Linked DNA regions of Homo sapiens: region 2 is linked to region 1. A link is a loop called in an ENCODE intact Hi-C map of the cell type or tissue named here. Cell type or tissue: endothelial cell of umbilical vein. All regions are shown on one strand. Links, peaks and the distances in the headings refer to the core of each region. The heading gives the core; the rest is flanking DNA. Region 1 overlaps CHD9 (chromodomain helicase DNA binding protein 9). Region 2 overlaps CHD9 (chromodomain helicase DNA binding protein 9).

What was found. Peaks named below come from ENCODE experiments on the same cell type or tissue, not always from the same donor. Only the 100,000 strongest peaks of a DNase experiment are listed, where the experiment ranks them.
Region 2: a loop joins it to region 1, with 3 times the contacts of the local background. A loop is called at or near these places in 1 of 110 quality-filtered maps.

What each region holds. Positions count from the first base shown.
Region 1 is chr16:53,157,941-53,163,321 of GRCh38, reverse strand. All of the region lies in intron 2 of CHD9 (chromodomain helicase DNA binding protein 9), which reads right to left. Among named protein-coding and RNA genes, the nearest start is that of CHD9, 110 kb to the right of the region's middle. In endothelial cell of umbilical vein, for the core only: a CTCF peak has its summit at 3,271 (motif pointing right); a DNase peak (open chromatin) is centred at 3,261.
Region 2 is chr16:53,069,449-53,074,829 of GRCh38, reverse strand. The region is part of intron 1 of CHD9 (chromodomain helicase DNA binding protein 9); the gene reads right to left. Among named protein-coding and RNA genes, the nearest start is that of CHD9, 17 kb to the right of the region's middle. RefSeq lists an enhancer at 2,569-2,728. In endothelial cell of umbilical vein, for the core only: no CTCF peak of the experiment used is centred there; a DNase peak (open chromatin) is centred at 2,609; H3K27ac peaks cover 439 bases.

The DNA of each region.
Region 1 (5,381 bases), core at 280-5,279:
GGAGAATTGCTTGAAACTGGGATGTGGAGGTTGTGGTGAGCCAAGATCACATCATTGAACTTTAGCCTGGGCAACAAAAGTGAAACTCCGTCTCAACAAAAAATAAAAAATTAAAAATATGTATATGGGAAATGGCAAAAGGACAAACAAGAGATCTCACTGGAATCTTACATAACACAACAGCAACAGTGATTATCTTTTGGTAATAATATTACAAACGACTTATTCTTCACATTATTTTTGATACCCATTTTTTTATAACAACCATTTATTAAATTTGTCAGGCACCTTGGTAGGCTGAGGTGGGAGGATTGCTGGAGGCCAGAAGTTTGAGTCCAGCCTGGGCAACAAAGTGAGACCTTGTCTCCACAAAAAATAAAAAAAGTTAGCCAGGCTTGGTGGCTCACTACAGGGGAGGCTCAGGCAGGAGAACTGCTTGAGTCCAGGAGATGGAGGCTGCAATGAGCCATGATCACGCCCCACTGCACTCCAGTCTGAGTGACAAAGACCCTGTCCCCCACCAAAAAAAAAAAAAAAAGGCTTATATGTGCTGCTCAAACCTATCTTTCTTTTACAAGTTTTTTTTAAGTTTATAAGTAATGTAAATTTCTCTATCTTCAGGAAAAGAAATAATAATTCAAGGTAATAAACTACAAAATCTATCAAAATACAAAAGGCAATAAAACATTATGTATGAGTATATCTTAAAATTCTATTTCCTGTTTCGAATGCCAGTTCTGCCATCCCTCATAACATGTTTCACTTACACAGAATTTTTACACTAAACTTAATTTACAAACATTGAGAGATCACACAGTGCTCCACATGTTATTTCCACTTCACGAATAAGACAAAAACTAAAGATTCTGCTATAAAGACAGCAGAAAATATTTGTTATGAGAGCAATAAAAAGTTCAGAGTATTATTCTCTCAAAATTCCTTTGCTCCAAAAATTAGAGATGATAAATAAGCTAGTATTTTCCCTATGTTAGTCTTGTACATACTTACATTTGGAAACACTTGCTATAGCTTCTCACTTTTTTTCTTTTTTCTTCCTCCTCCCAACAACCCTACTATTCTTCATCTCCCTCTGGCCTCTCTTCCCACTGTGTCCTGGCTCCTCTCTCTTTTCTAAGCAGTAAAATTCTAGAGTCAAATCAGCAATATTCACTGTTGTTAACAATTGACACATAGTTTAGCGTACGCTGAGATATTTGAAGTGATATCTACAATCACCCCACTATAGTTGGGAAATTTAAAAAAGCAAGGCTGGGTCAGGCACAGTGGCTCACACCTGTAATCCCAGCATTTTGGGAGGCTGAGGTGGATCACTTGAGCTCAGGAGTTCGAGACCAGGCTGGCCAACATGGCAAAACCCCATCTCTACAAAAAAATACAAAAATTAGTGGGGCATGGTGGTGCATGCCTGTGGTGCCAAGCTGCTTGGGAAGCTGAGGCGGGAGGATCGCTTAAGCCCAGGAGGCAGAGGTTGCAGTAAGCTGAGATCTACCACTGCACTCCAACCAGGGTGACAGAGTGAGACCATCTCAAAAACAAAAAAGAAAGAAAAAAGCAAGGCTTAGAAATATTCTTTAAATATTCAACATTCTCACTAAAGCGTTCTAGAATTCTAAATAGATTGTCATCCATGGTTTTTTAAACAGTAGGTTAAAGAATGTCTTGTTTTGGCTCTAACAAAACATACCTCAAAATTATTTTTCATAAACTAAAAAATTATGCCACTTCATTATGTTTAAATCTGTTAACTTTTATACACATGTAGTGATGTTAATTTAGTCTAAAATGAAATTACTACAATTAAGAGAGTTAAAGAAGCCCAACAAAGAACCCAGAAAAAAATTTCTTTCCATAGAACCTGTGGAAGCATCATAATAATATAAGAACTCCTTATTAATATAACATTTCAGCTATGTAGTACCATAACTATACAGAACATGCAAAAATTATATAGGTAAAAAAGTCTATGCTCTGTCAAAATTTGTCATGAATTCCACATATTAAATCATTTGCATTTCATATATTTAAGATGTGTGACCTATAATTCAGTACATATAAAACTGATATGCAACATACAATAATCATAATAATCCTCTCTACCAATCCATCTCTCTTTTTCACTCTCACAATCAACGAATCCCAAATATCACTGTTTAAACTAAGAAGTAATAGGAAACTTGAGAACAGAGTGTTTTTTTCTTTTTTCTTTTCCTTTTTTTGAGACAGGGTCTCACTATTACCCAGGCTGGTAAGTGGAGCAACACAATCACAGCTCACTGCAGCCTCAAACTCTCAGGCTCAACTCATCCTCTTGTCTCAACCTCTCAAAGTGTTGGGATTACAGGCATAAACCATGGCACCTGGTCGAGAACAGACTTTCTTTTCTTTTTTTGTTTTGAGACAGAGTCTTGCTCTGTTGCCCAGGCTGGAATGCAATGGTGTGATCTTGGCTCATCACAACCTCAGCCTCCCGGGTTCAAGCGATTCTCCTGCCTCAGCTTCCCAAGTAGCTGGGATTACAGGCATGGGCCACCACGCCCAGCTAATTTTTGTATTTTTAGTAGAGACGGGGTTTCACCATGTTGGCCAGGCGGGTCTTGAACTCCTGACCTCAGGTGATCCACCCACCGCGGCCTCCCAAAGTTCTGGGATTACAGGCGTGAGCCACTGCGCCTGGCCGAGAATAGACTTTCAGTAAGTCAAAAAAGAATTCCAAACAAACTGCCCTTTATCAGTTTTTGGACATGTGAAAAAAGAACAAGTTAACAAAACAAGAAAAAAAAAACTGAAACAAAAAAGTGAGTGACTTAAAACCGTATTTATCAGTGTAGAATAAGATGATTTAAGGTAGGTCTGAAAATAACTTCTCTCAGATGGAGTGCTCTCTATCTACATGCTAGCATTAGAGACTGCTTTAGTTATTTATAATTATCCTCCATTCATTCCAAATCTATAAAAAGGAGTCCTTACTACTTTTTAAAGCCCGGGAAACATGTTTAGAAATGCATTAATTAAAAAACAAAACAAAAGCAACAAAAAGACATGAATCAAAATGATAAAGTCTTAGGAGAATAAAATGTTTAAAAATAAATCAATAAGCTCTCATAATTTCAAGTATACACTGGACAAAAATGATTGGTCAAACTAGTCAGAAACCTACATACAAAGTAGATAGATGCACCTAAGTTCAATCAGTGGAGAGTTTTCCCAGGGTCCTTCTGAGATGCTTGATCTTCCTCCAGTAGGGGGAGCAAAATCACAATACTCAACTCATGTCATAAAAAGAGGGGGACATGGAGGGTTTATAAGTGTCTTTTAAATGTTTCTACATCTCCCTAGACATTTCAAAAAATATGCTGAAATATCGTTCTGAAATAGAACTAAAGTGGCCGGGCATGGTGGCTCACGCCTGTAATGCCAGTACTTTGGGAGGTCAAGGCCGGTGGATCACCTGAGGTCAGGAGTTCAAGACCAGAGATCAGCCTGGCCAACATGCTGAAACCCCGTCTCTACTGAAAATACAAAAATTAGCTGGGCATAGTGGCACACACCTATAATCCCAGCTACTCAGGAGGCTGAGGGAGGAGAATCACTTGAACCTGGGAGGCAGAGGTTGCAGTGAGTGGAAATTGTGTCAGTGCACTCTAGCCTGGGAGACAGAGTGAGACTCCTTCTCAAAAAAGGAAAAAAGAAATAGAACTATAGTCAATCCAATGGGAAAGACAAAGATTTTTTCTTTTTCAAATACTTCAAGGCTTTAAAATGAAAAATGGATCCCTAAATATTTAATTTCAAGAACTTTGGTATATTTCATTGTCCACAGAATCTCACAGGTAACCAAGGTATTGAAGCATTTTATGAATCCTTAATTTAACAAGAGAATTTTTAAAAACATAAAATATTACATTAATTTTTTATTATAAAAGTAATATGTTCACGACAAAATTGTAGAAAGTAAGGGAAAAACTGCACTACTTAAACCTATTTTCTTCTGGTATTTTTTTCATATACAAATTTTCTTTTTTTCTCAGAGGGTCTGATTCTAATGCCTAGACTGGCAGTGGTGTGATCATGGCTTACCTCAGCCTGGAACTCCTGGGTTTGAGCTATCTGCTCACCTCAGCCTCTTGAGTAGCTGGGACTACAGGAGTGCACCATCATACCTGGCTAATTTTTTAAAAATGTATTTATTGTAGAGACAGAGTATCGTTACATGGTCCAGGCTGGTCTGGAATTCCTGGTCTCAAGCAATCCTCTCACCTCAATCTCCCAAAGTGCTGGGATTACAGGCATAAGCTAACATAACTGGCCCATATACATATTTTCATACTACTATGAAAAAAAGTATAATTAATAAAAACACTTAAGACTGGGCAGAGTGTCTCACGTCTATAATCCCAGCACTTTGGGAGGCCGAGGAGAGTGGACTGGTTGAGTACAGGAGCTCAAGATTAGCCCAGGCAACATGGCAAGATCACATCTTTACAAAAAATACAAAAAAAGCCAGGCATGGTGGCACATGCCTATAGTCCCAGCTACCCAGGAGGCTGAGGCAGGAGGATCACCTGAGCCCAGGGAGGTTGAGGCTGCAGTGAGCCCTGATGGTGCCACTGCACTTCAAACTGGGTGACAGAGTGAGACCCTGTCTCAAAAGAAAAATTAAAAAAAAACAAAAAAAAGTATTAATTTCTAACTATATGCTAGGCATAGTCTAAGCATGTTTACATGTTATAAATCTATTAATCCTTTATTATTTCACATTTTAAAGATGAGGAAAAAGAGACGCACGGAAATTATCTAAGTCAAAGTCACCCAACTACTAAGTAACAGGACCCACAATTCTAAACCAGGTAGTCTGGTATCAAAGGCCACACTCTTAACCTTACTTCACTGTGATCTTAATTTTGAATTACGCTCTTTTCTCCATCATTAACATATTCTCAATGTTAGTGTTCAAAATCTTTTTAGTGCCTATGGTCTATCGTGATTACAATAATGAGCTATGCTTTTTTCAGCTGTCCCTTGTAAGTATATTAAGACAAATATCTTTGGGTATATACTTCTGCTATGTCTGGGTTATTAAAATGGAGAATTTTTATATTCTTTAATCTAGTACCAAATTGCTTTTCAAAATATTTGCATTAATTAACAAAGCCATGTAGGTACCAATTTCACCATAAATTTGTCAGCATTAAGCATTAACATTTAACATGTTTTTCTAATAGGTAAAAATAAAACCATTCTAAATTTATTTTTTATTATTAAAGCTGCATATTATTCTGGTTTTGTTTACTAATTTAATTTCCTTTTTGTGAATTTCAGCTTATATGTTTTATCTAGTTATCAACTGAGGTCTTAAAAGT
Region 2 (5,381 bases), core at 277-5,276, 88 kb after region 1:
GCCCTAGCAGAGGTTCCCATGAGAGCCCCACCCTGCAGCAAACTTCTGCCTGGGCATCCAGGCGTCTCCATACATCTTCTAAAATCTAGGCGGAGGTTCCCAAACCCCAGTTCTTGACTTCTGTGCAGCCACAGGCTCAACACCACATGGAAGCTGCCAAGGCTTGGTGCTTGCACCCTCCGAAGCCATGGCCCAAGCTCTACATTGACCCCTTTCACCCACGGCTGGAGTGGCTGGGATGCAGGGCACCAAGTCCCTAGACTGCACACAGCATGGGGACCCTGGGGCCTATCCACAAAACCATTTTTTCCTCCTCAACCTCTGGGCCTGTGATGGGAGAGGCTGCCGCAAAGGTCTCTGCCATTTCCTGGAGACATTTTCTCCATTGTCCTGGGGATTAACATTCAGCTCCTCATTACTTATGCAAATTTTTGCAGCCTGCTTGAATGTCTCCTCAGAAAATGGGATTTGCTTTTCTATTGCATTGTCAGGCTGCAAATTTTCTGAACTTTTATGCTCTGCTTCCCTTTTAAAACTGAATGCCTTTAACAGCACCCAAGTCAACTCTTGAATGCTTTGCTGCTTAGAAATATCTTCCACCAGATACCCTAAATCATCTCTCTCAATTTCAAAGTTCCACAAATCTCTAGGGCAAGGGCAAAATGCCACCAGTCTCTTTGCTAAAACATAAAGAAGAGTCACCTTTGCTCCAGTTCCCAACAAGTTCCTTAACTCTATCTGAGACCACCTCAGCCTCGATTTCATTGTCCATATCATTATCAGTATTTTGTCAAAGCCATTCAACAAGTCTCTAGGAAGTTCCAAACTTTCCCACATTTTCGTGTCTTCTTCTGAGCCCTCCAAACTGTTCCAATCTCTGCCTATTACCCAGTTCCAAAGTCGCTTCCACATTTTTGGGTATCTTTTCAGCAGCGCCCCACTCTACTGGTACCAATTTACTGTATTAGTCTGTTTTTACACTGCTGATAAAGACATACATGAGACTAGGAAGAAAAGGAGGTTTAATTGTTCCACATGGCTGAGGAGGCCTCAGAATTATGGTGGGAGGCAAAAGGCACTTCTTACATGGCAGCAGTTAGAGAAAATGAGAAAGATGCAAAAGCAAAAACCCCTGATAAACCCATCAGATCTCATGAGACTTATTCACTACCACGAGAACAGTACTGAGGAAACCATCCCATGATTCAAATTATCTCCAACTGGGCCGCTCCCACCACAGGTGGGAATTATGGGAATACAGTTCAAGATGAGATTTGGGTGGGGACACAGAGCCAAACCATATTACCATATGATCTAGCAGTTCCACTTCTGGATATATATTCAAAAATATTGAAAACAGAGTCTCAAAGAGATATTTGTACATTCACATTCATAGCAGCATCATTCACAACAGTCAAGAGGTAGAAGCAATCCAAGTGAACATCAACAGACAAATGGATAAGACTGTGGTACATAAACATATACAGTGGAATAGTATTCAGCCTTAAAAGGAAGGAAATGCTGACATAGGCTACGACACGGATGAACCTTGAGGTCATCACGCTAAGTAAAATTAGCCAGTCACCAAAAACAAATACTATCTGATTCCACTGGTATGAGGCACTCAGAGTAGTCAAATTCATAGAGACACACAGCAGATTGGCTGTTGCCAGGGCTACGGGGAGGCGAAAATAGAAAGTTAGTGTTTAACGGGTACAGAGTTTTAGTTTTACAAGATGAAAGGAATTCTAGAGATGGATAGTGGTGATGGTTACACATCACTATGAATATATTTAATATCACAGAACCATAGATATGAAAATGGTTATAGGGATGGCCGGGCGTGGTGGCTGAAGCCTATAATCTCAGCACTTTGGGAGACCGAGGCGGGTGGATCACCTGAGGTAAGGAGTTCAATACCAGCCTGGCTAACATGGTGAAACCACGTCTCTACTAAAAATACAAAAATTAGCTGGGCGTGGTGGCAGGCGCCTGTAGTCCCAGCTACTCAGGAGGCTGAGGCAGGAGAATTGCTTGAACCCGGGAGGTGGAGTTTGCAGTGAGCCAAGATTGTGCCACTGCACTGTAGCCTGGGCAAAGAGCTAGACTCTGTCTCAAAAAAAAATAAAAAAAATAAAAAAATAAAAAGTTATAGGCTGGGCATAGTGGCTCATACCTATAATCCCAGCATTTTGGGAAGCTGAGGCAAGAGGATTGCTTGAACCCAGGAGTTCGAGACCAGGCAACATATTGAGACCCTGTCTCTACAAAAAATTAAAAAGTTAGCCAGGCATGGTGGGGTGGGGTGAGGTGGGGTTGGGGGTCGCTTGAGCCCAGGAGTTAGAGGCTACAGTGAGCTATATGATTACACCACTGTACTCTAGCCTGAGCAACAGAGCAAGACCCTGCCTCAAAAAAAAAAAAAAAAAAGTTATGGTGATAAATTTTACATGTATTTTTTAAATTGGAAAAAAATATTGCAGGGATCCCAATTATAAAAAAAAAAAAAGACTTATGGCTTTCCTTCCAAAGTAGAAAGGCAGAAATGGAAAAATGAGTTTTGGTTGCTATGGAAATAGGAGTTGGCTGGGCCTGCAGGAGCAGCAGCTGGAGGGGAACAAGTGGCCGGGAAGTTGGCCCTGTGACAGAGGGGGGCTTCCGGCTGGGGATAAGACAACAACAGACTTCAGCAGGGAGAGTAGGAGGTAGAAAGAAGAAAGAAAAGGAGACAGAGTCTGTCTCTAGACACTGGCGCCTATGAATTCTGCAGACATTTGGATACAGAGGTGGGTGTGCATGCATGTGTGTCTGTGTTGCACATGTATCCCCAGAGGCCAGAAAAACAAGATGCACAATAAACTCAATGCCTGAAAAAGAACACAGTTTCACCAGCTGTCCTGAGGGTAAGAAAGCCCCCAAACCGTTGAGTGACAGAAGAGGAAAGGCCTGCCGTTGAAATGCTTTCTGGGGTATGGGGAAATGCCTGAGTAGGGCTGGCCATCACACTGTGTTCCCTCACCTTTGTCCTCAGCACAGTTCTTCAAACTGAAACCGAGGTGGGCCAGAAAGACAGACAACAAAATCCCCGCAGGGTGAGCAGGACCGAGGGGTGGGCGAGCTGATGGCTCTCTTTCTTCTGCAGCTCTGAGTGACTGTTTCTGCTTCAGTCTCCATGATGCTGGGGCTCTGGGGTCTTCTAGCCTGAGGCTTTAAAGGCACCTGAATGTTCTCAGAATCACTTTCTGGGAAGATGTATTGATTATGCCTATAGTGATGACAAGTCTTTGCTGGCCCCCAGGAGGGCTCACCTGAGGGAATATTTTACTATTCCCATTCCTACCCCAGGAAGAGGAACTCGCAAACCCTTTCTTACAATCACAGTGGGGTGAATGGGTAGGGGCTCACATTTTTGAAATGACTTAAACCTAGGCTTTTGACTCTATATAACACTGTCATTGTCTATATAACACCATCTCTGAGACACACTGAAGGGACCAAACAGTTCAAAATGACTACCATATTAGTATCCTGTTTTGCATTTCTTCATTTTTAAATATATCAAGAGCCTCAAAAATGAATGTGAGTATTGAAAAGAACATAATACTTAGGAATAAATTTAATCAAGGAGGTGAACGTCTTCTACACCAAAAACTACAAAACACTGGTGAAAGAAGTTAAAGAAGATATAAGTAAATGGAAAGACATCCCATGATGACTTGGAAGACATAATATTGAGATGTCAGTGCTACCCAAAGTGATCTACAGAGTCAATGTAATTGCTATCAAAATCTCAATGACTTTTTGCAGAAATAGAAAAATCCACCCTAAAATTCATAAGCAATCCCAAGGGACCCCAAATAGCCAAAATAATCATGAAAAAGAACAAATCTGGAGGACTCACACATCCTGATTTCAAAACTTACTACAAAGCTACAGTAATCAAAGCAATGTAGTATTTGCATAAAGAAAGACATATGGCCAGGTGCGGTGGCTCATGCCTGTTATCCCAGCACTTTGGGAGGCCAAGACAGGCGGATCACTTGAGGTCAGGAGTTTGAGACCAGCCTGGCCAACATGGTGAAATCTTGTTTCTACTAAAACTACAAAAATTAGCTGGGCATGGTGGTGCATGTCTGTAGTCCAGCTATTCAGGAAGCTGAGGCAAGAGAATCACATGAACCCGGGAGGCAGAGGTTGCAGTGAGCCAAGATCACGCCATTACACTCCAGCCTGGGTGACAGAGCAAGACTCCAAAAAAAAGAAAGACAGAAAGAAAGAGAGAGAGAGAGAGAGAGAGGAAGGAAGGAAGGAAGGAAGGAAGGAAGGAAGGAAGGAAGGAAAGAAAGAAAGAAAGAAAGACATGCTACTCGTGCAAAAAAATGAAGTTGTATCCTTAACCTTACATGACATACAAAAAGTAACTCAAAATGGATCAAAAACTTAAAATATAAGAGCTAAAACCATAACACTCTTAGAAGAAAATATAGAGGGAAAACTTTATGACATTGATTTGGCAATGATTTCTTGAATACAACACCAAAAGCACAAAAGAAAAAAATACATAAATTAAACATTAAAATTAAAAACTTCTGTGCATTCAAAGGACATAATTAACAGACTAAAAAGGCAATCCACAGAGAAAATACTTGGAATTGTTATCTGGTAAGGGACTGATACCCAAAATAGATAAAGAACCCCACAACTCAACAACAAAGAAACAAACAACCCAGCCTGATTTTAAAAATCAGCAAATACCTTGAATAGATATTTTTCCAAGGAAGATATACAAATGGCCAGTAAGCGCATGAAAAGATGCTCAACATCACTAATCATTAGAAAACTGAAAATCAAAACCACAATGAGATACCACTTCACACCAGGATAGGACACCTATGATCAAAAAAAACCACACACAAACAAACAGAAAATAACAAACGTTGACAAGGATGTGGAGAAATGGAAACCTTGGTGCATTGTTGGTGGGATGTAAAATGGTACAGCAGCTGTTGAAAATGATATGATGATTCCTTGAAAAATGGCACACAGAATTACCATAAGATCCAGCAATTCCATTATAGGTATATATTCAACAGAATTGCAAGTAGGAACATAAACAGATATCTATACACCCATGTTCATAGCAGTGTTATTCACAATAGCCAAAAAGTGGAAGTAACCCAAGTGTCCACCAACAGATGAATGGATAAACACACTGTGGCAGATACATACCACAGTCTATTAAAATGGAATATGAACCTTGAAGACATTAGGCTTAGTGAAATAAGCCAGTCACTAAAGGATAAATACTGTGTAATTCTACCTAGATGAGGTACCCAGAGTAGTCAAACTCACAAAGACAGAAAGTAAAATGGTGGTTGCCA